2 separate regions of the Mus musculus genome follow, and region 2 is linked to region 1. The links are chromatin loops, found by intact Hi-C in ENCODE. Cell type or tissue: left cerebral cortex. All regions are shown on one strand. Links, peaks and the distances in the headings refer to the core of each region. The heading gives the core; the rest is flanking DNA.

Region 1 (15,780 bases), core at 392-8,391:
AGACTGAATCGCACAAGTACTTAGAGATGTTGAGAGAAAGGGAGTCTTTAAAGTGGTTTAATCAGGAAATCCCTGTAAGCACATTTGCATTTGATCAAGAGCACTGGGGCAGTCATAACATCAGGAGTGAATCCATGACAGAAAGGACAAAACCAAGACAGGAATTGGGGGAGAGGAGGAAGAGTGGACAAATGAGCCCAGGATTTTGAGCTTGGCAAAAATCAATGAGATAGTGATATTGATAATCGAGGAATAAAAGAGAAAGAGATTGGAAAGGAAGCTGTTGAGGTCACTTTGGGACAGTTTTATCTTGTGAGTTCCTCTGGTCAGACACTGATGTAGAGATATGAACACATGTAGAGTAGAAGAGAAGGAAAGCAGAAGACAAAAGCAACATTTGATGATGTGAACTCATTTAGGAAATATTTAATCTTGGGAACTTGAGCCAGTTATGTAAACACACTGATCTAGCTCCTAATGTGGTGCTTTTCTCTGGGTCTTGTTGCAGAATGGGCTGCTATTACTCTTGGGAGTCTCCCTTGCAGAGCCCTTCTAAATATTCTCCATACTAGTGAGGGGCAGACAGCATTTAACAAGCAACAGAAGATGAGCGGGACGGCAGGGCTACATAAGACACCAACACAAAAATCCCGACTCCTCCGGAGTTACTTTCTCACAAAGTTCAAGTTTCCTAGCCTTTGAACAGAAAACTAATAAAAAATGAAAACGAGAACAGCTTGAGACCATTTAAAAATGGCCTTAATCAAAACCTTAAGATTTAATAGCAAAAGAGTATACAGCATCTGATCTGGAAAGGATCTTTAAGGGAAACAACCTGCATTGCATCTGACTCCAGGTCCAGTGCTCTCTCAACTCAGAGCTGCTGCTTACCAGGAAGTACCATCTTTTTAAAAGTCAACAGACCATATCCCAAACATTCTGAAACATGTCAAACTTGAGTTAAAATAGTTAACATTTCACAGGAATTCAACTACTGGTGCTATATTTTATACATAATACATGGTCCTGTTGAATATGTTTAACTATTAGATAAGAAATTAGGAATGATTTTGTCATATGTGTTTCTCATTCGGTGGCAGATATAATGTCCACAGTTTCAAAGAAGTATTCAAAAGTACTAAGACAGTTTGTGCTGTCAGCTGGAACATGAAAAATGGCTTTCTTATTCAAAACTGGATATTATACAGAACTGGATTAATGAGTATGTTTGTTCATGTGCAATTCTAACTGTTCAATAAATTTCTAGTTGATTAATTTAAATGGGCTCCCATACTGTGCTGTACCAGGATTTGATTTCTATACCATCTGTTGCAATGCACTTGGCTTTACTTGTCAATGAGAAATACTACTTCCACATGGCTTCATGGTTTTGTTCTTGCTATAGTTTATGTATGCGTTTTCACTTTTGACTCCTTTGAAATCATTATTTTAAAGAAATCATCCTTAGGCATCCATTTACTTGGAGTCTTCGATGTAGAAAATATTTATACTGTCTTGGGGAGTTGGTGCCAACAATAAACGAAATAAAAAGCAATGTATGATCCCTCTTTCTGGATCTGATCACTGACTCCACACACTCTCCACACCCCCTACACCTCCCCCCCCCACACACACCCACAGGGATATTGAACAGCAAGCCACATGGAAGGAAAGCTTGACAACTGACAACCTATTAGCTGAAGGCTGGTTTTCCTCTCTATAACAGCAGTTCTCAACCTTCTTAATGCTGCGACCTTTTAATACAGTTTCTCATATTGTGGTGCCCGTCCCCCCAACCATAAGATTAGTTTACTGGTACTTCATAACTGTAATTTTGCGTCTGTTTTCCAATGGTCTTAGGAGACCCCCTATGAAAGGGGTTGCAACCCACAGGTTGAGAACTGCTGATTGATAGGGACATGAAGATAAAAACTGATTTATCTAAGAATATTTTTCTTTCCAGTATTCAGTTTTCAATTTCTCAAAAAAACTGCTTTGTCATAGCCATCTTGCTTTGCCCCTTTATTTTACCCTCTTTTTCTAAACACTTGGCCCCCATCATGACCAGCATCTTCCTTTATCAAGGTTGAATCCTGCCATAAATTGTTCTATTTATATAGGACATGTACACGCTAAGTGATGCTTTGAGGTGGGGGGGGGGTGGAACCAAGATCTAAATAGAATCCCTGCAAACACTCAATGGAAGCCTGGCTAGGTGGCTTCCAGGCATATCTGACCACCCAAACTGACTCCCAACTTGAATCTTTCCTGGACATAGCAGCTGAAGACAAATATCCCCAGCTCTTTATTCAACTTAGAGGCTTGGCTGCAACAGGGATATTTTATTTCCTTGGAAGTTTCCCTAGCTGACAATCTACTAGATGTTTCATTTGGGATATATTAAGAAAAGGGATAAATACATTTTTCTGTTCTTGCCTCTTCATTAGAGTCCATTCTTTTGCTGAGTTTCCCTTAAAATATCTGTATATATTAAAGGAATTTAAATCATACAAAAATGTGATTTACACTGTGCATTTCTCCATGCAGAAATGTTTTAAATTCATGTTGTTAAAGGGTGTATGGGGGTGGAAGAGGGAAGGAGGGAGGAGAGAGGGAGAAGAAGAGGGGAGGGAGAGATAGAATGGAGGGAGGGGAAATGGTGATGTGTGTTGGGGGCAGTGAAGGTAGACAAGATTGATGACTGCAAAATCAAGAAAAAGAAGTTCTTTAGCAGAAGCCAAAAATATTTGATAGGGAGATCCAAAAAATTTAAGAACAGCCTAGCAGATTTCTCTTCAGAATGTACTGTCTTATAGGTTCCTTAATGAGCAAAACATTAATCAGAGTCCCAGCAAGAAGTAAATAGCAATGGGTAACTTGATAATAATCAGAAGAAGGCTTAGTTACAAAACTATCATTTAAAGAAAGCATACGGGGCCTAGCAAACACAGAAGTGGATGCTCACAGTCAGCTATTGGATGGATCACAGGGCCCCCAATGGAGGAGCTAGAAAAAGCACCCAAGGAACTAAAGGGATCTGCAACCCTATAGGTGGAACAACAATATGAACTAACCAGTACCCCGGAGCTCTTGTCTCTAGCTGCATATGTAGTGGAGGATGGCCTAGTTGGCCATCACTGGAAAGAGAGGCCCATTGGTCGTGCAAACTTTATATGCCTCAGTGCAGGGGAACGCCAGGGCCAAGAAGTGGGAGTGGGTGGGTGGAGGAGTTGGGGGGGAGCGTGTGGGGGACTTTTGGGATAGCATTGGAAATGTAAATGAAATAAATACCTAATAAAAAATTAAAAAAAAAAACAAACAAACAAAAAAAGGAAGCATAGATGAAGGGAAATGCAAATAACATAGTAACCCAGCCTAGCAGTGGCTGAACACTTGCCACTCCTAGAGCATGTGGTTCAGGGGCAGGTGTAGGGTATGTAGAGTTGTCTGTCTGGAGAAGAGTGGTGGTTTCATTGAAAGATTAGGAGAGCCTAGGTGATGGGTGGTCATCTAGAGAGGGGAAAAAGAATACACACTCAATCGTCTTCACTCTGCCTCCTGCTAGTAACTCTCCTCAGTCAGATCAAGGGAACAAAAATAGCAGCAATTGCGATTCATGCAGGTCAGCCTTCCAGGGAAGAACCCAGCATGCAGAATACTAAAATGTGTATCTGGGAGGTGAAAAGAGCAGGTACCTAGCATAGCTGCCAGGTGGAAGTTCTGTGGGAAGATTCTTTGAAGCCTGCAGAATATAAGCAGTCACTGAACCAACTTCAGCCACAGGGTCAATTTTGCCTTTATACCCAAATCTTTTCAGTGCCAGTACAGTCAAAAGCATCAACTCTACCATTATAGAAAGCTTTTCTCTGTTCTTCAGTATTCATTCTCTTTTTAAATGCCCCACCTTCTCTAATCCAGTGTCCTTTGGTGTGTCATTTTGAATTATTTTGCTTGCTCAGGACAAAACAAACCAATGAACAACAACACCAGCATCCAATTTTACTGAAGGCAAAAGGGGGATTGCAAAACTTGGATATGATTTGGCTTCTGGCATAAGTCATGTCCAGAAACTCAAATATGTCATTAGGGCGTCTCGTGTTTCTTTCTCCATGTCTCCCTTCTGCTCTCTATTGTGCCAGCCTCATAATCAGGTTCCGCAATTAAGACAGGCAACAAGGCTGCCAGCATTACTAGACTGTACTAATGGTACCCTGAAAAGCAAAAAGGCCTCTCCTGAAAGTTCAAGTGAAAAATAAACATTTGAGTCCCCTCAAACTTTCTATAAGACAGAAAGGGAACGAACAGTAACAAATTCAGTCTAAGAGCCAACATCACTCTGACACTGCAACCACAGAAAGATATAACAAAGAAGGTATAACTAAATGAATTTCCTAACTAACACAGATAGTGAATTTCTCAGTGAAATTCTTCCAAATTTAATTCAAGAACATATTAAGAAAATCACATCCAATGCCCAAACTGGTTTCAATCCAGAGATGCAAAAATTCATTCCCAATATGTTAATCAATAAGTACAACTCAAAACATAAGAAGACTTAATGACAGAACGCATTTGATCATCTAAATCAGTGCTTCTCAACATGTGTGTCACAACCCCATTGAAGGCCTAAGGACCCTTTCACAGAGGATGCATATCAGGTACCCTGCATACTGGATATTTACAGTAGCAAAATTACAGCTCCGAAGTAGCAACAAAATAGTTTTATGGGTGGGGGTCAGTATAACATGAGGAACTGTTTTAAAGGGTCACAGCACTAGGAAGAGTGAGAATCACTGATCCAAATCCAAGCAGAAAAGACCTTCAACAAAGTTCAAAATATTTCCGTGATTAAAGCCCTGAATAACTAGAGATAGAAAGAGCATACCTTTGGGCTGGAGAGGTGTGTAAGTGGCTGCTTTTCCAGAGGTCCTAAGTTCAAGTCCTAGAACACATGTGGTAGCCCACAACCATCTATAACTCTAGCCTCATGAAATCTGAAGCCCTCCTCTGATGTGCAGATAATGAAAAACACTCCCCCACACACAGGGAATAGATTAATAGCTGGGTGTGATGGCACATATCTTTAAACTCAGAACTTGAGAGGTAGAGGCAAGCTGATCTTTGTGAATTTGAGGCCAGCCCGGTCTACAAATGAGTTCTAGGACAGGGAGAGCTACACAGTGAGGCCCTGTCTCAACAAGAGAGAGAGAGAGAGAGACAGAGACAGAGAGAGACAGACAGAGAGAGAGAGAGAGAGAGAGAGAGAGAGAGAGAGAGAGAGAGAGAGAATAACAAATGCCATACATGACAAATCTAAAATGGGGGAAACTGGGAGCTCTCACTCTAACATCTGGAACAGAACAAGGGTTTCCATCATATCTACTTGTTCAATTCAGTGCCCAGAGTCTTAGCTACAGCAGTTAAGACAGGAGAAAGAAGTAAAAACTATATAATTAGGGAAAAAAAAGAAGTCAAATTATGCCTATTTGCAGAAAACAATATCTTATAATTAAAAAGATCCTTAAGTCTTCACCAGAAAATGCTTGGAACTGACAAACATTTTTTTTGGCAAAGTAACAAGATACCAAATCAGCACCCAGCATACAATAACAAAAGGGAAGAAGTAGTGGGAGCGGGGAATGAAGGAGAGTAAAGTGCGGTGACGCATGAAGATGCCATGATTAAATATCTAATAAAAAAAACCTATTCGTTTTTATTCTAACCATCAAAATAATTATACAAATTAAATAAAATAATTTTTAAAATCTTCTGAGTCCCCTATTGCCTTGGATTGGTACCAATCCTTGAGTGGATACCATGAGAACTTTCTGACTGCCATGCTTGATAGATTGATATCAATGCCACTCAAACAACCTACACTAGTCTGGGGAAAGTGATCTCTCCAAGGAAACCTGAAATAATATCACCAGACAAGGGGGAGTGGGTGTACTCCTTTTCATCAGGGACCTGTCAACCCCCACACCACCTTATGTCTGTTTGCACCTGAACTTTCAGAGTAAAGTGTTTTTTAAATGTTTACAACAAACAATTCTTTCACCCTAATCTAGCATTGTTTCAATTCTTTTGGATGAGGAAAAAAGAGTAGGGGAAGAAGGGAAGAGAGGAGGGAGGGAGGGAGGGGAAGGGAAGAAGGGTAGGAGAGAAGAATAAGGAGGATGAAGATGATGAGGAAAGACCCTGATATGTTCTGTTTGTCATTACCAAAGAAAATATATAAATTTTCATTAACTTTTTGGTTCATAGAAAAGAGATACGCCTTCATAAGAGTTCACTTGAATTGAAAAGCTGCTTTGACTCTGACCAAAAATAAACATGAGGTCAGGAAGTAGAGCTTGGTGGTACAGCATTTGCTTAACTTAATCCCCAACACCATAAAGAACAAGAGGAGGAGGACGTGAAGAATGTGCCACATATTCATAAGTGAGGAACAAGACGAGGATGACACCTTTTCCCCCTTCAGTCTTCTAGGTAATGACAATCTTAAGGAGTACACTAAAAGATTATGGAGCAAATGGGCAATGTCATCAAGACTGAATGATTAAACATTAATTTACCAAAAAATCAGTTGTCCCTCTATACAGTAGCAACAAATAATTACTTTAATTAATGGCATAGAAGCTGGTGAGATGGCTTAGTGGTTCAAAGCACTTGTTCTTGCAAAGGATTCAGGATCAATTGAGAGCACCCACAGGGAAGCTCACCACTGTTCATAATTCCATTTCCATGAATCCAACATCGTCTTCTGAACTCCATGAGTACTAGGCACACATGTGGCAGAAAGACATTCATGAGAACAAAAAACACATAGATATAAGATACAAATAAATAGTAAAATATAAAATAAATAAAATGTAAAATTAATGAAACAAGTCAATGGGTTTATTTCTAAACCTTTCATTCTGTTTCACAGGTCTATGTTTATGCTCTTATGCTGATGTGATACTGACTTAAGTACTGTAACTTTGCAATACAGTTTAAAATCAAGAGTTCAAGTAATGTCTCTTTGGGAATTAAATATGGAAATAATGGAATGGACTCATACTTGCCTAGGCTAGTCTTAGTTCTGATACCTCTGAATTTCTGAACAGACAGCAAGGGACTCAACTGATCATGTGGTGGTTTTAAAAAAAATGGGTCCCATAGGTCCATAGGGAGTGGCCCTATTGGGAGGTGTAGCTTGGCTGGAGTTAAGTGTGACCTTGTTGGAAGAAGTATGTCACTGGAGGCAGGATTTGAGGTCTCAGATGCTCAAGCCATGCCCAGTGTCACTCTCTTTCTGCTGCCTGCCAATCCAGATGTAGAACTCTCAGCTACCTGTGTAGCACCATGTCTGCCTGTGTGCTACCATGCTTCCTGCCATGACAATAATGGGCTAAATCTCTGAACCTGTAGACCAGCCCCAATTAAATGTTTTCTTTTATAAGAGTTGCCATGATCATGATGTCTATTCACAGCAATAGAATCCTAAGACAGTAGCAAGCTGTCTACCATGTTCCACTTATACTCCAGATGTATCAGAAGTTTGTTTTTACAGAAAAGGGCATTTATCCAAGCTGTAGTTTTGCTTTTCTTAACCACAGGCCAGTACACTGTTATTTGAATTCTTAACAGAATATATGATCATTTGGTATGTAATATCACTTAAAGTTGAATTAGACCAAAGAATTTCTCATATAGCAAAGAAGATACAAGAATTAGCCTATGATGATGAGCTCTACAGATTCCATACCACATAATATGAAAGTTGGTGCTGTGTGTTTGTGCATAAATATGTGTATGTGGTGTGTGTGCGCACAGTGTAGCAGAATTGTCTTTTGAAGGACAGATAAAGCACCAACCACTGTCAATAATCTGTGAGTATAGAATCTCATTTTTCAGAATATGGTACATTCATTAAGACAAAAATTTATATAATCTATGCCATCAGAAAGAACACATGAATTCCAAAACAAAGGGGCATTAAGTATGAAGAGCTGCACTTACCATTACTACCGTTAACACATCAAGAGGCTTTGTGTTTGTCAGACATTCTAGAGTTAATGTCCTGGCCCTGAAGTGACTCACTCCAGCATAAGATTATCTCCATCTTGCAGCTATTGATACTTGGGCTGGAATATTTATGGTTGTAGCACTGCCCTGTGCACTAAAGGATACTTAGTAGCATCCTGGTCTTCTATCTGCTAGGTTCCACTATACAACTCTCCTAATTGTTATGAACAAAAATGTCTCCAGATGTAAGGGCTGTGGATCAGTGGTAGAATACTTGCCTAACTTGCAAGAATCCTTAGGTTCAAACCCCCACATTGACCAAAACATATTGCCAAATATTCCCTGAGGAGCAATGGCCCAATATCATCATTCTAACCAATGGAACTACCACTACATGTTCTGATATCCTTGCATCCAGGAAGTTGAGACAAGAAATATCTCCATCGTAACTTGTTCTGTTGAGCCTGATTGTCAGGAGGTGGTATAAGTGATGCTGTGACACAATGGGACAGAGGGTAATTTTGAGATCAAGCAGTCTCTGGGCAGAAGGAGCTGCTAGACTGGCTGGCCACTCTGTCAGAGATTTGGCCAGTAAGGTAACAACAGGGGGAAATGGATAAACAGTTTACTACTTACATAGATGGCATAAGCAAATACATAATGTCAGTTCCCCACACAATCCCATAAGATGATACCAAAACATAGGGGTCAGAGGATAGATGACAAAACTCATAGATTACTTGTTATGGAAAAGCCAATTCTAGAATGAAAGTAAATGGTGTTAATCCTGTGTCTGTGTACTAAGAAGACCAAGATACGCAGTCCTGTGTCTCCCTGTAATGAGGTGTACAGATAAGAACCTGACTCATGACACCCTCCCACAATAAACAGAAGCTCATGAGAAATAGCCTGGGATAGCAATTCAAAATTTGCTGGGGGTGGGGGCAGGATCTTGCAATGTCACCCAGACTTGCTTCTGCCTTCCAAGAGTTGACATTACAATTGTGTACAACCACACCTATCTTTTTTATTGTTTATTAGAGCCTTTGTTACATGTCCCAGGCTAGCCTTGAACTGTGTAGCTCATGTCATCCTGTCAATTCTGACTATAAATGAATAGGTCCAGTGATCTCTTATTATGTAGGACATGATAATAGAAAATCAGGCATCTCAGGGAGAAAGACCGAGATCAAATCAGCAAGTAAATGGGCCACTGAATCAGCCAATGGAGTAACTGAGAGTAAGGAGAATTTATAATGGATTTTAGAGAAAAGAAAACTGTATTATTCAAGGTTCTCTAAAAGAACAGAACTGACAGCATATATATATATATATATATATATATATATATATATATATATATATATATAATTATTAGAGTGACTTACAGGATATGATCTAGGAAGTCCAACAATTACTATCTTCTGATGGAAAAGCCAAGAGTCAGTAGTTGTGCACTCCATGAAACTAGATGCCTCAGTATTCTCAATCTGGTGCCAGAGAACTGGGGAATTCCTAGAGACTTTGCACTGAACCTGGAAGGCTGAACCACCAGTGAAGGAATGCCTTGACAACAGTATGGACGAACTTCCTAGTGAGAGTGAGATAAGTCAGGCAAAAAAGTAAAAGCTTCCTTCAGCCAGGTCCTTTTATGAAGACTGCATAAAAAATGTGACCCAGATTGAGGGTGGGGTTTGCACCTCAAATGTACTGGATTTGGGGTGTGTCTTCTCACTTGAAGTGAGCCAATCAATTTCGCCTCACAGGCGTGACCAAGTCCCTAGATTTTAGCGGATTCTAGAGGCAGTCCAGTTAACAACCATGATTAGCCAACACAAGAGGTATTTTTTTTTTCCGTTTTGGCTTGTAGCTCTGGAAACAGCTCACAACCTCATACATGGTAGGCCAGAGTTCTAACATGGGGCTACATTTCCAGCCCTTGATAATTAGTTTCAATTTAATGTTCTTTCCTTTTCTAAGTTTTTCCTCATAAAGAAAACCTCTCAGGAGTCCTGTAAAGCTTTTCCCAGATATTCAAAACAAAATGTACCCAAGAAGACAGAAAATATGTGCTTTTCTAATTTTATTTTCTAACTATGTGTGTGTGTGAGAGAGAGAGACAGAGACAGAGAGACAGAGAGACAGAGAGAAATTAAACTCCCAGTTGTGAGGCTTGGTGGATAAGTCCTCTTACTGGCCTACAAACTCATTTTAAATCATTCCACTTTATTTTTTATGGATTTTTTTAAGCCAAAGTATCTTTTTTTATATAAAACACTTGTGGTGGTTTGCATAGGTACAGCCCCCATGGACTCATGTGTTTGAATACTTGGTCCATAAGGACTGGCAATATTAATACGTGTGGCCTTGTTGGAGGAAGTGTGTCACTGTGCAGATGGGCTTTGTGGTCTCTTCTATGTTCAGACCAATGTGAAAGAGATCCTCCTCCTGGCTTCCTGCAGAAGACAGTCTCATCCTGGCAGCCTTCAGATCAGGGTGTAGAACTCTCAGCTCCTTCTCCAGAACCATGTCTGCCTGGATGCTGCCATGCTTCCTGCCATAATGCAATAGCAGACTGAACCTCTGAGACTGAAAACCAGCCCAATTAAATGCTGTCCTTTATAAGAGTTGCCTTGGTCATGGTGTCTCTTCATAGCAATGGAAGCCCTAACTAAAACACCAGCTCTTTAGAGGTAATAGTACATATCTTTAACTTATTACTGTATGTTACATCCTATAGTGTAATATATCATTTAATAATTGGTATGTGAAGTGCTATGTTTGGTATATCGTTTGAGTGTGTTTCACAAAAGTTTATGGGAAGACAGCTTCCAGTAGAGGCTGGTATAAAGGAAGTTTGGCTGTATCTTGCTTCCTGTTTCACCACGTGACCACATGAATTCTCACTATTATAATATTTTCCTGGAGACCTTCACCAGAACCACACAGATGCTGGCACTTTGCTCTTGAATCTCCAGAACTGTCAGATAAAAAAAATCTCCTTTCTTTATAAAGTAACCAGCCTTGGGTACTTTGCTATAGGAATGAAACACAAAACAACAACACAGGAAGTTTCAAACACACACTTTCATTTTTGTGCAATTATTTTCATATATTTGTCTACTCTGTGTTATAAAGACACACTACACTATGCTATTTACTTTAGCAAACTATGGTTTTGTTTGTGCATTATAACTTTTGTGCAAACATATTATTTTAGAATAGGAATACATAGAATTTAACTGCCAAGCAGTAGTGGCACACACTTTTAATCCCAGAATATGGGAGGCAGAGTCAGGTGGATCTCTGTGAGTTCCAAGCCAGCCTGGTGTACAGAGTGAGTTCCAGGACAGCCAGGGCTACACAGAGAACCTTTGTTTCAAAAAATAAAACAAAAAAATTATTTAACTATTTCTAAGTTGTATATTAAGCTTATTGCCACTCTGTTTTACAAACGAGCATTCTTATGGAAAAATGAATTTACATACTTCTGGTTGTTCGGGGTATATTTTTATTATAATAAAAAACTCACATAAGTAATATATGTTGGCAAACATCTGGAATATCAGCACATGTGTTTGAGGCTAACCTGGGCTATGTAGTGAGGTCCAGACTAGCTAGCCTGAGCTACTAAATAAGATTTTATTTAAAAAAAAACTTTTCAAACACACAAAACTTGACACCTTAACCATTTTAAATACATGTTTCAGTGGCATATACTGTGTTTAATATTGTGAAATAGAGCTCTGGAGCTTTTAAAATATGTTTTTAATTAAACAATAATTATATAATTTACCCCTTCACTTTCCTTCCTCCAGCCCCTCCCATGTCATCTTCCTCCAGTGACCTCCTTCAGCCTTTCTCAAGTTGATGATGGTTTTTCTTTCATTTAAATCTTGCTAATTTGAAATCCTATATGTATTCACAACTTCCCCTCCTCCCAGCCTCTGGTATCAACCATCCTATTTTCAGTCTTTGTGCATTTGACTACTTGGATATCCTAGGTAAGTGGAATCATATACCATTTACTTTTTGTGACTAGCTTATTTCATTTATCTTCATATCGTTAGAATTTACCCATGTTAGAGCATATGTCAGTATTTCTGTGTGTATCCATGTGTACATATATGTTCTTATGTGTACAGGTACATGTGTGTATGCCCATGAGACTAGAGGTTGACACTGGGTATCTTCCTCAATTGTACTTTTTGAATGTGAACTTATATATGTATGTGTGTATATATGTTGTATGTATGTGGTAAGCTCTGTGTGTGTGTGTGTGTGTGTGTGTGTGTGTGTATGTGTGCTTGCACATATGTACAGATGTCAGAAGTCTTTCCTAGTTACTATTTGCCTCATTCATTTAGGCAAGGTGACTCAGTTGAACCCAGAGCTCAATGGTATTGTCTGTTTTAGCTAATTGGCTTGCTTCCATTTCTATCTTCCAAGCACTGGAATTACATGTAGGCCACCATGCCCACCAACCATATGTAGGTACTGGAGATCCAAATTGAAGACCTCATACTTGGTGATATACAAGCTATTTATCCACTAAACCATCTCCATAGACCTGCCTTAATTTTTAATGCAGGGTCTCTTACTGGAACCCATGGCTCACAAATTGGGCTAAGATGGCTGGGCATTGAGCTCCAGGAATATGCCTGTCTCTACTTCTCCAGTGCTAGGATTCTAAGCACATACCACCAAGCCTTCCACATTTCTTGGTATCAAACTCAAATCTTCATGTTTACACAGCAAGCACTTGACTGGTCTCCCCAACCCTAGTATTTCCTTCCTTATAAAACTAAATAGTATTTCATTGTATGTTTATACCTTGCTATCTGTCTTTACATATAGCACATATAGTCAATGGACGTTTGGGTTGTTTCTAGCTCTTGGCAATTATAAATAGTTTTTCTATAAACATGAACATGCATGTTCTCAGGAGCATCAGTATTATTTTTTTTCATGATGGCTCTACCATTTCAGAGTCATAGCAACTATTGAGTTACTCTCATTTCTTGACCATCACTCGTCTTTTATGTGTTTGTGATAATGGGTGTGAGGTGATAACTTGCTGTAGCATTAATTTTCATTGCTTTGATCATTAGTAATCTTGAGTACATTTTTATTTGTCTCTTGAACACTTACAAAATCTATATTGGATATTTCTTTTATTGCTGTGACAAAATATCTGATAAAAGCAACTTAAGGACAAAAGGGTTTCTGCTGGCTCACAGTTTGAGGGATAGCCCATTATGGTTGGAGCTTGGCAGCAGGAACCAGAGACAGCTGATCACACTGCATCCATAAACAGGAGGTAAACGTCCATTCTTAGCTCCTTTTCTCCTTTATATTCAGTCCAGAACCTTATCCATGGAAGGTTCTTCCCACCTTGCCTAACCTAATCCAGAAAATGCCTCAGAAATTTGTCTCCTAGCTACGTCTAGGTCCTGTCAAGTAGACAATATTACTCATAACACTATCATCTTTGGGAAACGGTCTATAGAATACTTTATTTTTAATTTCCTTCCTTTTTTTCTTCCTTCCTTCCTTTCTTTTCTTTCCTTCCTCTTTCCAGTCTGGCTGAAAGGAATAGACACTACTTAAATATCTGGGTTTCTAACCATTCTATGTGGCTTATTCCTTAGCCTTGGGTAGTTTTCTCAAGTGCATGGATCCATAGGTACCTGGGAGGACCATCGGTGATCCAGGGCACCCTCTGTAAGTCTCTGGAGTTAATTCTACATTTACAATATTTTACTTAGTGCTATGTCTAACAAAACCTACTTCCTTTGGTTGCTGCAGATTCTCTCCTCTCCTCCTCAGGTCCAGCTCTTACTTGAGTTCCTCCTCTCCATGCCATGGTCTAGACAATATGTATCACAAACATGAGGCTCAACTCATGGCTCCCACTTGTCAGGGATTACTATCCTTTATTATTCTATATGGCCCATGACTAGAAACATCAGTATTCTGTATCTTTTGTCCATGTAAAAATATTTTCCCTTGTTGAAGACTAAATCCAGTTTATAGCATAACAATTTGATTGATGCTGAAAGTCTGCCTCGTTTGTTTTATTTATTTTCTAAGTTGGTATGTGCAAGGGCAACTCTTATACAAGAAAGCCTGACCAATACATATACAGATGCTTGCAGTTAACCATCAGACTGAGCCCAGGAATCCCAATGGAGGAGTTAGGGGAGGGACTGAAGGAGCTGAAGGGGTTTGCAGCCCCATAGGAAGAACCCCCCAGAGCACCCAGGGACTAAACCACCAACCAAAGGGTACACATGGAGGGACCCATGGCTCCAGCTCTATATGTAGCAGAAGATGGCCTTGTCAGGCATCCATGGGAGGAGAGGCTTTTGGTCCTGAGAAGGCTTGATGCCCCAGTGTAGGGGAATGCCAGGGAGGGGAGGAGGAAATGGGTAGGTTGTGGAGGACCCTCATAGAAGCAGGGGAAGGGTAGATGGATAGGGGTTTTCGTGAGGGGAAACCTGGAAAGGGGATAACATTTGAAATGTAAATAAATAAAACAACCAATTTTTAAAAAAAAGAGAAACCATTTAGTTGGGGCTGGCTTACAGCTTCAGAAGTTTAGTCTATTATCCTCAGGGTAGGGAGCATGGCAAAATGCAGGCAGACATGGTAGCTAAGAGCTCTGCACCCAGATCTGCAGGCAGCAGAATGAGAGAGCCACTGGGCCTGATTTAAACTTCAGAAACCTCAAAGCCCATCCCCACTGACACATTTCCTTCAATAAGGCCACAGCTATCCCAAACAAGGACACACCTCCTAATCCCTCTCAAGTAATGCCATTCCCTGATGACCAAATCTTCAAATATATGAGCCCATGAGGCCATTCTCAGTCAAACCACCACACAAGATAATATGCTCCATTCTGGCATGTCTGTTCGTATATGTCCTTTTACTTTGTTCTTACTCATCCTCGTTCCTCACTATCATCCTCTTTCTCTCCTTCGACTTAAAAAACAAAACAAAACTTGTTTCTGTGTGTGCAAGTCAGGCCTCAGTCTGAATAATAGAACTACTCTTTATCTCTACCTCTGCCTTTCTATCTCTCTGTGTATATGTGAATGTGTATGTGTGCATATGATTTTTTAAAGATTTATTTATTCATTTACTATATATATAAATACACACACACACACACACACACACACACACACACACACACACACACACAATGTTGCTCTCTTCAGACACTCCAGAAGAGGGCATCAGGTCCCTTTACAGATGGTTGTGAGCCACCATGTGGTTGCTGGGAAATGAACTCAGGACCTCTGGAAGAGCAGCCAGTCCTCTTAATCGTTGAGCCATCTCTCCGGCCTGTGCATATGATTTATGAGACAGGATGTCACTATGTAGCTCAGACTTCTTTTGAACTCATGGTCTTCCTGCCTCAGCCTCTTGAGTAATGGGATTACAATTATTTCCCACTAGGCCCACCTGTGCGTAACATTTTAAAACATTTGTAACAGACAATTGCGTGAGTTAGATACAGTGTGTCTCAAAGGCCCCCCTCCATGTCTGATACTGAAATTTCAGAGCCCAGCATGTGAATAGTTTGGGAGCTGAGATGAAAGCAGACAAGAAAGGGTCCCTGTGACCCACAAGTGTAAGCCCCCAAAGGTAGATTGAACTCTGAAACCATTTCTTTTTTTCCCACTCTGATCTTTATGGTATGAATTTCTTGCATTCACCAAGACATTTTGTGTCATAAATTAACTCAGACCCCTGGCTGGG
Region 2 (15,780 bases), core at 3,878-11,877, 63 kb after region 1:
GGTTTGCCCATCTCTAAAGTAACAATACATTCTATGGTATAGCGTTTTAAAGTTTTAAAAAGATTGAAGAGAATGCCACCAAATATAGTAAGCAATAAGTGTTTGCTTAATGATATCAAGGTGAATCTTTTCCTTAAAGATGATAAATTGCAGATGTTGTGATCACAAGAAGAAGGAGTAGAGAGGGAATAGAGCTAAGATAAGACTCAGATGAACAGAAAAAGTATACTCCAACCACATTGAAAATCAAGACTGAATTGTGAAGTTATGCAGTGAGTTGCAGAAGAAAGGGAGAGTGTATGGGGGAAGGGACTCTGGGAAGGAGAGACCAGGAGAGGGAGCAGCATTTGGGATGTTAATTAATTAACTAATTACATAGAAACTTCCAGAAGTCACAGATGCAGGCTACGTTTTGGAATTGGAAGTGACACAAGAAGTACTGTTGTTCCTTTAGCCATCTGAGACATTAAAACTACAGTGAGATTAAATCTCACCCCAGACTACCAAAAAGAAAACAGATGACAAATGCTGATGAGGAAAGAGAAAGCCTTCACGCTGCTGTTAGGGATATTAACTGGTGTAGCCAGTACACAAATCAACTGTGAAGGGCCCTCAAAAGAGTAAAAATGCAACTATCATATCATCTAGCCATAACACTAACTATACAAATTGGTCCTACCTACAAGTTGTGCTTGGGTAAAGCTAGAGCAGACATTGTGGGAATGGCCAATCAATGGCTGGTCCAGCTTGAGACCAATGCCATAAGACCACCCCTGACACTGCCTGGAAGGCCAGGATGCAGAAGATGGATAGCTCAGAGACCTAGAATAGAAAATTATTCCTAATATCCTGCTATACTCATAGATTGGTGCCTTGCCCAGTTCTTACCAGAGACTGTTCCCCCAGCAATTGATGAAAACAGATACAGACACCCACAGCCAAACATTAGGCAGAGCTCAGGAAATCCTGTAGAAGAGGGTAAAGGAATGTAGGAACCATAAAGTTTGAGGACATTGCAAGAAAACCCACAGACTCAACTAACCTGGACTCACAGGAGCTCACAGAGACTGACCAGGAAGCCTGCATGGGTCTGATCTAGGCCCTCTGCACGTATGTTACAGTTGTGTAGCTTGGTCTTCTTGTAAGATTCCTAACACAGGAGCAAGGGCTATCTCTGACTTTTATTCCTGCTTTAGGAACCTTTCCTCCTACTGGGCTGCCTCATCCAGCCTCAACAGGAGAGGAGGTGCCTAGTCTTACTGTAACTTGATATGCCATGGTTGGCTGGGAAGCCTATTCTTTTCTGAAGAGAACTGGAGGAGTGGATGAGGGGGACAAAGGAGAGGAGGGGGGAGACTGGGAAGAGAGGAGGAAGGGAGGTGAAACTGCAGTCAGAATAGAGAGGGAAAGAGGGAGAATATATTTATATTTATATTTTATATTTATCTTTATGTAATGGACTGTAAACCCTACCACAGAGACCACACATCCATGTATATTGCTGTACTCTTCATAATAGCTAAGAAATAGAATCAGATCAATGGATAAAGAAAAAAGTGTTCAATATATACAATGGATTTTTGTTGCCTTTTTTTAAAAATGAAATTATGGGGCTGGAGAGAAGCCCAACCATTAAGAGTACCAGCTACTCTTCCAGAGAACCTGAACTCACAACCACCTGTAACTTCAGCTCCTGGGGATCTAACACCCTCTTCGGACCTCCACAGACACCTACACTCACCTTCACACACACAACACATAAGGGTACACAAATACATACAAAAAATAAATCTGTACAAAAAGAAATAAAATTTACAGAAAAATCAGTAGAACTAGAAATCATGTTAAGTGGCATAGCAGAAAAGTATCACATACATTTACAAAACATTTTCTCTCCTGTGGATCCCAGTAAAAATACACATTTTAACTTTATACATTTATGTCTTTGTGGATGTGGTTACTGGTCATGACACTAGAAAGGGGACCATGACATAAGAGTGGATCCCCTGGGTCTGGAGTTACAGATGGTTGTGAGCTGCCCTGTGGATGCTAGGAACCTAACCTCGGTCTACAAGGTAGGGGGAGTGAAAGTCATAGGAATATTGTTGTGTGTGTGTGTGTGTGTGTGTGTGTGTGTGTGTGTGTGTGCACGAACATGAACACACACATGTGCACATTGTATGCATTACTAGTGCATGTCCATGTGCGTAAACAAAGATCAGACAACATTGGGTGTCCTGGTCTGTCATTTTCTGCCTTATTTGCTTGAAACAGGGTTTCTCTTTTTTTTTTTTCATACATTTTTATCGTGTTTCCACTCCCCAAACTCATCTCTCTCCAATCCCTCAATCAAAACAAATAAAAAAAACAGTAAGATTTTTAAAAATCAAAACAAAATAACATACACAAACCAAAACAAAACCAACAAAAAAAGCAGAGGGACATTCAGCCGGTGGTTCGGGGAGACATACCTTCCACCTTAGACCATGGCCAAGCTCATCTGTAACTTCACGGAGACGGCACCATCGATGGTGGCCGCTGCCGTGACTTACTCGAAGCCTCGATTGGCCACATTTTGGCACTACGCCAAGGTTGAGCTGGTTCCCCCAACCCCTGGTGAAATCCCTACAGCTATTCAGAGTGTGAAAAAAAAAACCATTCAAAGTGCTAAAACTGGTAGCTTCAAACACCTTACAGTGAAGGAAGCTGTGCTGAATGGTTTGGTGGCCACTGAGGTGTGGATGTGGTTTTATATCGGAGAGATCATAGGCAAACGTGGCATTGTTGGCTATGATGTTTGAAGACCAATCTTTAACTTCTGATTTGAGTTCTTATTTGAATGTTCTTGGACCATGTGTAACGGGACTGCTATCTGAATAAAACACTAGGTGTTGAAAAAAACAGAGTTTTTTACTGGCCTTAAGTTTGCCGTTTCTGGTCCACTGGCTGGCAAGGAAGTACGTACTCCCAAATCTAGGGCAGTTTTGAAAGAGTTTCAAGAGATGCTTACCTTCATATTTAAACTTCTGGCCATAATCTGTAGCATATCTTGTCTAGTACATCCCTCTACTCCTTTGTAGCCATATTGACCCCCCCCAAAGCCCCCAAGGGTGCTTTCCTCTCTAGGTCCTTGTACTTTCTCTGCATTCTATCTGCAAAGCTTGTTCCATAGCTCCCTTCATAGCTCACACTCCCACCCCAGTCAAGTCTCTTTGAACTGTCATCTTGTCAATGAAGCATTACCTGTCCAGCCAGTTTTAAATGGCACTTCAGAACGGAAGAGATGGCTCAGTGGGTAAGAGCACTTGCTGTATAAGCTGAAGGATCCCCATTTGAAGCCCTAGCTGGGTATGGCCATGCATACTCATAACCACAGCACTGCCCTACATTTGGGAGTAGGAGCTGTGTATCAGAGCTCAAACTGCCAAGTGTCCTAGCTACAGTGCACTTAAATCCAAGGGATGACTCTGGGATAGGAGTGACATTAAGGAAAGCGAGGACAGAGAGAGAGCCATTTAGTTTCTTAAACACACTAATGCACAGTCGAAATGATTCATGATGCAGAAGAATCTGAGGGCAGAATGATAATGATATGTGATCAGAATAAATGGATGAGGCTAGCTTGGAAAAAAAGATCCTCAGAGCTTAGCATCAGTAATAAGGCACACTGCAAACTGGCACTGAGCTTTCAAAAGGCACGTTGCCACAGAACTCATCTACCCTTCCAAACTCAAGAATAATGGAGTGTATGTATTGGATTGATTAAAGGCAGGCTGGCAGAGCACAAGTCAGATTTCTGTGACTAATACAAGGCAAATGCTCTATAAGCCTGAAGCATCTTAGAGGAGCAGGACGTATAATGCTAAATGGTATGGTCTGTGGAGGCAGACAAACCTGAACTCAGATAGCCGCTTGGCCACTAACTTCAATGCTTCAGTGACCTCACTTCTGTGAACTGGGAATGATAATTTGCAACCTCAGATTTACTGTCCTGAATGACACAATGTGGGGCAGGAGCTTAGCCCTGGAGCAGCTCACTGAAACTAGAGTTGCTATCAGGTGGCGGTGGTGCACACCTTTAATCTCAGCACTGGGCGGGGGTGGGAGGGGGGGCAGAAGAATCTCTGGAAGTTTGAGGCCATCCAGAGCTACATAGTGAGACTTTGTATTGAGAAAAGAAATTAGAGTTGCTTTGCTGGTTAAAAAAAGAAAAATGTGTTTGGGGGGGGAGGGGAGGGCAGTTGATTTCCATGCCGCCATTTCCATTTGGTCAGTTGTAACACAGACTTTTAATTCCAGCAGAGTTAGATGGATCTCTGTGAGGTTAATGCCAGAGCAAGTTCCAGGACAGTCAGTGTTACACAGAGAAACCATTTCAAGGAAAAACAAACAAAAACACTATGTACCAAAACTTGTTGTTCATTGTGCATACCTCTTGAAACAAAGCGATCCAAATTTACAGTGCCTTAAAAATACATAAACAATAAAAGTAATGGAAAAGAGGAAATATTTCCTCTGAGTTCTAAAGGCAGTAGTGCTCTCAGGGATTACATACACTGAACTTAAAAGGTGATCCTTCAAATTGACTTACATCCATAGGAACCCTTACAGACAATATACATGGAGTATTCTTGCTAGCTGCACTTGTTAAGTATTGAATTGTGAATACATTCAGTAAAGGAGATGAAACAAGAAATATTCTGTTGAGACTCCCCTTCCCTAACCAGTCCCACAAATCCTGTGTAGAGCCACTTTTCCAACTAAAGTTGTATGTGGTAGTGCTGCCTATAATATCAGTACCCAGGAGTTAGAAGCAGGAGGCTCAGGAGTTCAAAGCCCCAGCCTGGGTTATATGTGATCATGTCTCAGAAAAGAAAAAAAAAAACAGTGGATGGCAATAAAACATGGAGCAGTCACAAAATGAAATGCTAACATTTAAGAATGGTGGTTGCTGGGAATTGAACTCAGGTCCTCTGGAAGAGCAGACAGTGCTCTTAACCACTGAGCCATCTTTCCATCCCCATGAATTGTCTATTTTAAAGGTTCTAGTAGTTACCTTATAATGGGACTTGAGTCAAATTGCAAACCTTTAAGATCATGATTTGTGCTGGCATGTCAAAAGAAAAGGACTTAAAGCTATAAATCAATCTAAGCTCTTAAGGCTGTGTACACAGAATAAAAGTGAGGTTATCCATGGTGGCATGGGATGTATCACCTTTATTAGCGCTGATGTATCAATCTAAAATCACACATATGAGATCAAACAAGGATACTTTATTTTCCCTGGATCCATTAGTTCTTTAAATGGGACAAATCCAAAACTTGAAAGAACAGCAAGCATCAGTTCTCCCAAAGAGGATTAGGTAGAAAATGATTCACCATTCACAAGTTCAAAGTCTTAGTCTGATCCACTGTTATATTGGTGTAACATGAACTCACAAAGAAAAGCTAACTGAACACTCAACTCAGTTCACAGACTTTGAACTTCACTGGAATTGAAGCAACTTTTTTAACCTCCTATGATTTTGTATTTCAATGCTCAGAGACTAAAAGACACATCTGCTAATTGCCTAAGATAAAGCCAAAACACCTAATGAAGAATTAGTTACATTAGTATCCTGCTCAAAGAGTAGAAAGGTTTTGAATATACCCATATTTTTGGAGTCTCTCTGAATATTCAAGTCATATACTTAGCAAGCCAAAAAGTCCATTTAATTAATTAGGCTTCAAGATAATATCCAAAATATATATTGAAAGGAAGTCACTGTTCTTTACAGTACTGGCATTTTGGCTAGATGACTTTTGCTAAATAACAAATAAGCAGAAGCCGTTGGAGGACGTTTTGTTAAAAGCCGTTCTGTATCTATTAGAGCAAGTGGAGAGGGATTGAGTTACCCACAATTCTACACAGTTGGGTGTCTTTGCTTTTGAGATAGACAGAGATAAGATAGCAGGAAAGCATCTTGGCAAACCTGCTTTCTTTTTAATAGGATTTCAGAACTGCAGTTAATGGTAAAATAGCCTGGCATCAGCTCGTGGCAGCAGCACAGTGGTGAGCAGCTGCAGTATGCTCAGAGGTAGATTGGGATTTGATCATGGGATCTGCTATCAAACTAACATCACTTAGCCCAGTGGTCCTCAACCTTCCTAATGCTGCAACCCTTTCTGTTGACCCCCCCCCCATCCCAAAACATTTTTGTTGCCACTTCATAACTAATTTTGCTACTGTTACAGATTGTAATGTAAATATTTTTGGAGACAGGGGTTTGTTAATGGGGTCAAAATCCAGAGGTTGAAAACCACTGACTTGGACTTAAGATTACTATTTTAGGCTTAACTAAAATCTCTGAAGTGAAAACAGATCTTTGGACTCTTCAGTTCTCAGTAGAGAGAAAATAGCTCGAGAAAATTCAACATCTGCCTCGTGCTAGTATCAGGTGTGCAAAGCTGGCATGTGGGGCATAAACATGCACAGCATTAAACACCCAAAGTAACTCAGTGGCTAAAGAATCCAACAAACACAAGGAGACGTAGTGTCTAGGACCTTACTCCAGAAGCCACAGGCACTCATGGCCCCGACAGGGATACAAGACTCTATCAAAATCAATACATTTGTAAGATCATCCCAGGTGAGCTTTGGTTAGGCAGCCACCTGACAGACGACATGTCAGCGTCCACTAGATTCCACAGTTAGCACTTGGTACCAGGAGAAGAAAAGTCAATGCATTAGAAATATCAATTCTTGAACTCACTGAGGCACAAAAGTGTACAGAAGGGTTTTTCTTTTTGTTAGTGCAGGATAAATTAACTTTCTGAACAAGTTAAAGCTGGGAAACAATTCTAAATTATACCCTTAAAAAATAGGCCATTCTAAATCAACACCTTAAAAAAAACACGAACAGTATTGCTTCATCTTGCAGTAGAAATATCAGGTTTAATATAATCAATACACCCCAAACTGCCAAAGCCAAAAAAATAAGCAAACAATTCCTTCTTAAAATATAGTAGCTCTGAAAGTAATGGAGAAATAGGCAGATTTTTCTGTTGAGTGTAGTCTGTTTTAGATGCTACTTTTAAGTTGTGAGGCTGGAACCCAGAACTTCATATATGCATGCAGTATCACTGGGTTACATCCCAGACCTCTTTTTATTTTTGGTTGTGAGCCTAGCCTTCAATGACTGAGCCATCTCTCCAGCCCCGAGACCCCTTTCTAAAGTAACAGAATTACACAGATTTAAACAATTCTCCTTAGAAGGTACAGAAAGTCATTCCTTTTATGAGCTAAGTTTTATGTTTGTCTTCAAAGAAGATGAACTATAACGTTTCAAAACTTATTTTGGGAAGCAAGTGACATCCTCTTTCAGTTCTGATTTTGCAAATAACATCAAAGTAGCAAAATACAACTAAGTGCAACATATAAAATTATACTTCGGTAGAAATGCTTCCAAAATTGGATCCAGATGCTTAAAATTATGTACTTTAAAAAGACAGTCTAAGTTGTAAGTTTTCTTTAAATTACATCTTAATGAACAGAGAAGAAAATGGCAGAAATAAAGACTGGTCCTAATCCATTTTTAAAGTTCTACTCATGCCCAAGCCAGCTTGCAACTCACTGAAGTCAGTCTGTGGATCCGATTTATCGCACAGCAATTCCTGGCTTTTGGCCAATGGAAGCACGAGACTGGCTTGATTAGACAGACTGATAACCAGTACGACTTTTCCGTCTTCCAATCATGTAAGATATAAACACAGCAATTATAAGGAAGCCCAAGGCCACACCCACTGCAACAGGAATAAGAAAGTTGAGGTCAGAGTCAGCAGCACATTCCTCAGCTGTTAGAAAAGAACAGAGAGACAGCAGAGAGAGCCAATTAGTAAAGAATACAATGGGAGGAAGAAGCAAACATGAAGCATTGACAGCAGAGACACGTGCTATCATTTTCTTTGGAGTATTACTTAATCAACATCCACCCGAACATTTCACAGCAAGACCACTGTTTAACTTTTCATGTAAAAAAAAAAAAAATTCTCAGTACAGAAAGGGAAACTGGGAAATGGTTCAAACTCTGAATTAAGCTTATACAATATTGAGTTATAGTACTTGCTTATACAACTTCAGAGTTGCCTGATGGCATTAGGGAAATTACTGCCTCTGCATCTCCTCTTCCTTTCCCCCCTGCCACATCTAGACTTAAAGTGTTAAGTGGGAAAGAGAAGCTAGCTCAGTGCTAGAGTGCTTGTCTAGCATGCCTAAGGCTCTTGGGTTCCATACCAAGCACATGGGGGTGGGGTGGGGGCTTCTAGTCAAGTAAAAGACAGGATCAAGGTGGGTTCTAGCTTTTTAAAGATTTATTTGATCTTATTATGCAGGTATTTCACTTATGTGTATGGCTATGGACCACATGCATCTAGTGCCCTGGAGGCCAGAAGAGGGCATCTCATCCGCAGAACTGAAGTTACAGGTGGGTGCTCAGAGTCAAACTCAGGTCCTCCACAAGACCAACAAATAAATATGCTTAGTAATCTCTCCAGCTAATGTTTTGTTTTGTTTTTTCCACATAAGCATTAGGTAGCTCACGGGTTACAAATAATTCTTTCCAACTAACTGATGGTCGTGGTGAAGAATAGCAGCATCAAAGGCATGTGAGTCCGTCCTATGGAATCACCAGAGCACAGCATGAGCAATGTGGACACTAAACTCTGACCCCCAGACGTAACTGAATTGGAAATCAGACTCTGAAGTAATAACTAACTTAGGGAAACTGCCAAGTTATCTAAGCTGGGCCTCCCTCCCTTCCACGAATGCTTCCATTATATAGTACTTGAGAATTCAATATGTTTTAAAGAACCTGGGTCACAGCAAGTGAGCCACAATTACTCAGCCCCTTCCCTTTTCCTCCTGTGTGTATGATCCAAAGAGGCTTGAGTTTTGACAACACAGGAATCCTAACAGTTGTGTCTTAGTGGACGACTGAGAAGGCCTGCATTCATTATTTCAAAACGACTGAAGCAAGTCAGCTCTCAAAATGCCACCTTTGGACCCAGGAGCTCAAGTTTTAATCAATCAACATTTTACTATTGAATGATTACATTTTATTGAGAATTTAATCCAAATACTAACGGTTTCATTGCTGCTGAACATGTAACATTGAGGAAGTCACATCCCTTTTCACACAGCTCTGGACTTAAGGAGTACCTAATCACTAAGGTCTTTTCAGTACAAGGCTAGAGCCATGAATAAATTATAATGTTTTGTGTTATCTGAGATTTTTCTCTCACACTTTTGTCACTCACACAAACGTTGTCATGGTTCTGAAAACATAATGTCGATTTCAATAACTACAATTAGCCTATTTTTTTTTTGGAGGACTACTGTTTTTCAGAAAGCTCCTTAACAGACACTGACAGCTGGATACCTAAACACATTTTCACTGTTAATTAGTACGTGACAGAAACTCTGAGCAAGCCAATATACACATTAAAATGAATTAATGATCATTTCAGTGTGTACATGGTCTCATCTGTTAAATCCCTTGATTTATTTATGTATTCCATCAGCACTTCACTTTTACCAGGAAAATGTTTCAATCTGGACTATCTGCCTAGCTCATTTGGATGCCAACAGCCTCTTTCTCCACCCCCTCAGAGCTGTGCCCCACCGCGGCTGTCTTGGAGAAGCAAGAGCATAACTGCTGTGCTTCATTGCCTCCCTTCTGAGATTGCTGTTAGCTTACATTTCATAAGTACCAGTCTGATGACAACACTAAATAGATTTTAATGCTCCAGAGATCAACAAGATGAGGTAGAGAAACACAACACAATCTGTCCTAATTAGTTCATAGAATCCTCTATCCTTCAGTGCTAACCAGGCATCCAAAGAGGACGAGAGCGAGGGGAACGGTTAACTGTTTGAACCCCTTCCGTCTGTAGTGCTGAAAAAAAAAACCATTTTCTTAAAAGCCCGGGATGGGCATGGTAACACATGCCTGTGACCCTTATTTAGCCAGCCAAGGCAGATGGATCTGAGCTTGAATCCAGCCCGGACAACATAGCAACTACCAGATCAGCCAGAGCTACAGACAAATTCTTTTAACACCACCCCCCCCCCCAAAAAAAACCTTCTAATTAAGAAGCCAGTCTGAGCTCTGTTATAACTTTCTGAGCCTGTTTTTAACCTATGTAAAAAAATCACAAGTTTGAGAATCAATTTCATATTTAACTTGAACTCAAAAGACATCAAGTCATAACCTTTAAAAATGTAATACTTAGCTGGGTGGCGATAGCACACACCTCAATTTCAGCATTCAGGAGGCAGAAGCAGGTGGATCTCTGTGAGTTCAAGGCCAGCCTGGTCTAAAGAGTGACTTCCAGGACAAGGGCTACACAGAGAAACCCTGTTTCAAAAAACCAAACAAACAAACACTCTCTGGTTCCTCTTCAGTTCTTATTTAAAAAACAAAAAACAAAAACAAACTGTGGATGGCCCTACGGACTCTCTACTTCATCCCTCCAAAAACCAAGTCTGTGAATATCTGATAGGTATTTTAAGTATATGCAAAAGCTAGTAGTGGTGAGTTTAAATTAGGACAGCTGTTACAAATTGAAACAGAACACCGGTGGTCAAGCAGTGTTTATTAATTCCAGTAAGATACAACTCCATATATCTTTTCTTATAATGGTCATGTTAATAAGTTTAAGGCATCTTAGGTTAGGATCCCAATTTGGCCAAAGCTTCTTAAGACAGACCTTAAAACATTGCATATGTGTGTTTGTTTTCTTTTCTTTTTAAAGCCAATCTGCATTTTAAGCAGATCAGAGAAAAAAAAATTCAAAAAAAGACTTATCTCAAACTTCGGGGACTAATTTCCGAATGAAAGTTCCAAGGTGTCTGTCTTAAGGAGCAAAGTGCTTCATACACTGACAGGTAAGACAACTTTGTTTTTTTGTATGTATTCTGTAATATAATCAATCAGATTGCAGTTACTAAAATTGCTCATATCCAGTATGATGGCGCTTGAGACCAATAAAATAAGCCAGCAACACTAGAATAAGTACTCCTCCCAGAGCTGCTCCCACCGCTATGGGCACAAGGAAGTTGTCTTCATCTGCACTGCAGTCTTGAGCTGGATGTGGAGAAAGGACAATTGAGAACAGAAACAATGGCATTTCATATGTCTCAATTTAAGTTAAAATGACAACCCTTCCCCCTGCATACAGATTTTTACATCAAAATGGCAAGTCATTGGCATTCATTATCAGTAGTGATATGATATTTCATGAGATGTTGCACCAAAAGTTTTTTTTTTTCAAGCAAAAACAAAAAACAAGTACTTCTATGCAGTTCCCCTTCATAAAAAGCAGTCATTGGGGGGAAAAATGTGTATAGTGAGCACACACTCCCAGGCTTCTTACAGAAATTTGCTTTCCCTTGATCAGCCTGGAGCTTCCAGAGCTAACTATGACATTGAATCCTCGATATTAGAGAGTACTAACTCACCAAATAAACACGTATATAAAGCAGACACAGAGCTCAATGCATAGAATGTGAGCTCACTTAGTAATAAGGAAAGATGATTAATCTGGCCCTGCTGGCTTCATGCTGTTTATGTAGTTGAGGGAAAAAAGGGTATTTATTCACTACTGGTAGGAATGTTCTAGTTTAGCAACCATAGAAATCAGTATCAAGTTTCCTCAAAAAGAAAGAAAGAAGGAAGGAAGGAAGAAGTCGGGCATGGTGGCACCACCTTCAGTCCCAGCACTTGGGAGGCAGAGGCAGGCGAATTTCTAAATTTGAGGCCAGCCTGGTCTATAGAGTGAGTTCCAGGACAGCCAGGGGAACACAGAGAAACCCTGTCTCGAAAAACAAAAAAGAAAGAAAGAAAGAAAGAAAGAAAGAAAGAAAGAAAGAAAGAAAGAAAGAAAGAAAGAAAGAAAGAAAGAAAGAAAGAAAGAAAGAAAGAGGGAGGGAGGAGAGAGAGAGAGAAGAAGGAGAAGGAGGAGGAGGAAGAGGAGGAAGGGAGGGGAGGGGAGGGGAGGGGAGGGGAGGAGAGGAATCTGGAAAAAGGACAAGCCAGGAAGAAGGCACGTTGATAGGAATGGGAGGAAAATAAAAGGTGAGAGAGTTCTGATGAGAATATATAGGTATTTCAAGTTTTCAAAGAAACAAAATCTAAGAAAAGAAAAATTAAAAAGAAAAAACATGTATATAGCAATCTAGGAGTTCCACTACTACTTATGTATCCAGAGAAAATAATTTAGTATCTCAAAACAAAAGCCTTACTAATAGAATTACCATATAAGCCAGCTATCCCACTCCTGAGTAGGTATCCAACAAATGAAATCAAGGTCAGAGATACTTGCACATCTACACTTATTCCAGCACTAGTCACAAGATATATCAAGACCTAACCCAGATGTCCAACAAGTAAGTAGATAAGGAAACTGAATACACACACACACACACATATATGCATATATATGCATATATGTGTGTGTGTGTATATATATATATATATATATATATATGTATATATATATAGCCATGAAGAAAAGTGCAATTGTGTCATTTGCTGGAAAAACTGCAAATGAAGTTATGTTAACCAAAATAAGCCAGAATAACACAAATATCAGTTTTTATATGTAGATTTAAATGTGTATAAATACAAAGGAGAATGTGAGAGGGGTAAAAGAGCTTCTAAAGAGGAAGGAAATGGTACAGATGTGATATACAGGTAAAGGTTTCGATGACCTGAAAGCAGCAAGAGGAAAGAAAGGACAGGGAAAGTACTGGGGAAGAAGAACATGAGAACATATAATGCAATATATATATTGAATGATATAATAAAATGCTGTATGATAACATAAAAAATAAGATATGTAATCTGGTGTGAGAGTCAAACACAGAAATCAGTAGTTACAAATTCAAGATGTGCTATGGTGGGGCAAGCAATACACAAAGAATCATGGAGATATTTCAGGGATTCGGTCAACTCAGCTTAGTTAAATAAGACACTTTGGAAAGGCAACATTTGATGTGTTCTAAGACAAACAATTAACCATTAATTAATTATAACTAACTATGCAGATAGTGGGGGCACTGCAGATGTAAGAAACAGTGCAGAGAGCCAGGTGGCGGTGCAACACACCTTTAATCCCAGCACTCAGGAAGCAGAGGCAGGTGGATCTCTGAGTTTGTGGCCAGCCTGATCTACCTAGTGAGTTCCAGGACAGACAGGGCTATACAGAGAAACCTGTAGAGAAAAACAAAAAAATAAAAACAGAAACAGTAACAACAAATAAAAGCAAACAAAATACAATGCAGACAAAAACATGGACAGTAAGAAAACATAAAAACACCAGGAGCAATGCCAAGGAAGGTGACATAGAACAATTGATGGAAGCCAGAAAAAGTGTATTTAAGACCAGCTCACAAAAGTACACTCTTCAGTGGTTCTGTCTTATCCCAATGGAAAAACAAACAAACAAACAAACAGGAATTCAAGCAGGGTACACTTCAGAGTTGCAGATGGAAGACTATACAAGTAGTAAGCTAGGAGCCACCTCTATCGCTAACAACCAAGTGACCAATATTCCTGAACTGGGTTAATGACGTGTAGGTGCAATGGGGAGACCACAGATCCATTTAGAAGGTAAAATTGGCAAAAATGAATGTGAGGAGTGTAATGGGCTGCAATAACAGGATACTTTCTAGTTCCACACTTCAGTGGTTCTGCAGATGCTGGTGCCCTTCACCATGACGGGAATCCAAAAGAAAGAAATGTGAATTTTAGTCATGTTGCATTTATAGTTACTGAAGATAAGTGAGATAGATCATAAAAGGAAGTATGTAGAAAAGGGAGATACTCAGTTTGGGGTTGAATTTAAGATGTCTGTGTCCTTAGCTATACCATTCGTGAGTACATACCTAAAGGGGTCTATCCTACCACAAATACCTGTACATCTGTATTTACTGCTGCATTGTACATAGTAGTAAACTAATTCACAGTAGGAAACAGTCTAGATGTCTATGAAAGGGTGACTAGATAAAATGTGGTGTGTATATACAATAGCATTTTATTTGGCTATAAATAAAAATGAAATCATACCATTTTAAGTCAAATTGATCAAACTAATATTAGCATGTTGAGCAAAATAAGGCAGACTCAAAGACGAATACCCCAATTTCTGAAACTCAGATACTGTATTTTAGTTTGTATGTAGTCATGAAACTAGATTGACAGACTGAGAAAAGGATTTTTAAGGAAGGAGTGTAATACATGTAACGTGAAAGCAGGAGAGGGGGAGGGGAAAGCAGCAGCAAGAATGAGTGTGTGGGAAACCATCATAATGAAATAGTCTGTGTAGCATTTTTAAAACACTAAGAAAACAAGACATCTAGTTTCCAAACAAAACATCAATAAACTGGAATGAGTAAACTGAAAAGGGACCAGAGAGAAAACCCCTAAGAATACTAATATTTGAGGGACTAAGGTATAAAAATAGACGTAGGAAAGGCAGGTAGAAGATGGTGTCACAGCTCAGGAAGGGGAGAGCTCCCATTGTCATGAGAAGAATTTAACATGTTAGAGAATTCTAAAACAATGCCTATAGGATCTAGCAATGTGCAGGATGAGTTATGAGTCAAACTGCTGCAGAGACAACTGAATGGCAAGTGAAAGCTAACGATCAGTCACAACATCAAGGACTAAGAAGAGAGTCTTCTTTATAAATTTAAGATTAAGAAAAAGACAGCACGGGGTGCTTAGAATAGGGACTTCAAGAAAAGGTAGCATCTGGAAGAGATAAATTTGTCTGTAAGATGAGATAAATGTTCATAAAAAGAACAAGGCTAATGAACAGCATTATATATTATACATTATAATACAGAGTATTATACATTATACATTATAACACAAAGTAATAGCTCCCCTTTATGAAAGCAGACTTTGGAGGTTTTTAGAAGTTAGGGTCTTTTATTACCATCTCCAGTTTGAAGAGATACTTATATTTAGTTAAAAAAAATGTTTTAAAGAGCAAGGCTAATAATGACATGTTGAAGATGTTCGATAGAAGGTTTCCTAGGACCTAGGAGAAATAAGATTCCAGAAGAACTGATCATGAAAAGTCTAATATGACTACAGGGAAGGATGGAGAACTAAGACACTTGCAAAGACATACAAAGAGAATCAGGATGCTGAAACACCACTTACTAGTATTACCCACTCCCTTGCTTCATGTTGCTTAATGTTTTCTTCCAGGGGTTGGACTCTACCAGAGGTTGGTAAATTACACAGTTAAGTAAGCCTATTAGGATTATGCTAAGATAGGAATGAAGAGGATTAGAGTTAATAAGAGCAGCACTAGCTGTTCTTCGGAGGACCTGGGTTTGATTCCCAGCATCCACATGGTAGCTGCTCACAACTATTCATAACTCCTGTTCCAGGGGATCTGATGCCTTCTTCTTTATTCAAAAGGCATACAAGTGGTACACATACATATGCACAGGCAAAAACTCATATACAGGAAAAAAGGAGAGAAAGGAAAGAGAAAAGAAAAAGAAAGGGGAGGCTGCAATGCAGTGCTGACTATGCTCTGCAATCACAAAATGTACCAAGCTCTACTCTGACTGCCAGCCTCTGGAGAAGTACCTGAAAACAAGATGCAATCCTAGAGTTTATAGAAAGTTTGACATTGGCTTTGGCTGCCAAATTGATGGTCATTTTAAACTGTGTTCTATTAAGAATCCAGAGAGTCTATGATGCTGGATTTGACTTGAGGACA

Evidence for each region. Hi-C counts contacts between places; a loop is a spot of excess contacts. Peaks named below come from ENCODE experiments on the same cell type or tissue, not always from the same donor. Only the 100,000 strongest peaks of a DNase experiment are listed, where the experiment ranks them.
Region 2: it touches region 1 in a loop (8-fold over the local background); 1 of 42 quality-filtered maps calls a loop at or near these places.

Annotation. Positions count from the first base shown.
Region 1 is chrX:38,335,217-38,350,996 of GRCm38, forward strand. It overlaps Atp1b4 (ATPase, (Na+)/K+ transporting, beta 4 polypeptide), which reads left to right. Exons shown (of 8, transcript NM_001290389.1): 8 at 1-1,568. Among named protein-coding and RNA genes, the nearest start is that of Atp1b4, 27 kb to the left of the region's middle. In left cerebral cortex, for the core only: no CTCF peak of the experiment used is centred there; no DNase peak of the experiment used is centred there.
Region 2 is chrX:38,394,449-38,410,228 of GRCm38, forward strand. It overlaps Lamp2 (lysosomal-associated membrane protein 2), which reads right to left. Exons shown (of 9, transcript NM_001017959.2): 9 at 10,601-11,123. The coding sequence ends at 10,984. It also overlaps the pseudogene Gm4853. Among named protein-coding and RNA genes, the nearest start is that of Lamp2, 54 kb to the right of the region's middle. In left cerebral cortex, for the core only: no CTCF peak of the experiment used is centred there; a DNase peak (open chromatin) is centred at 7,662.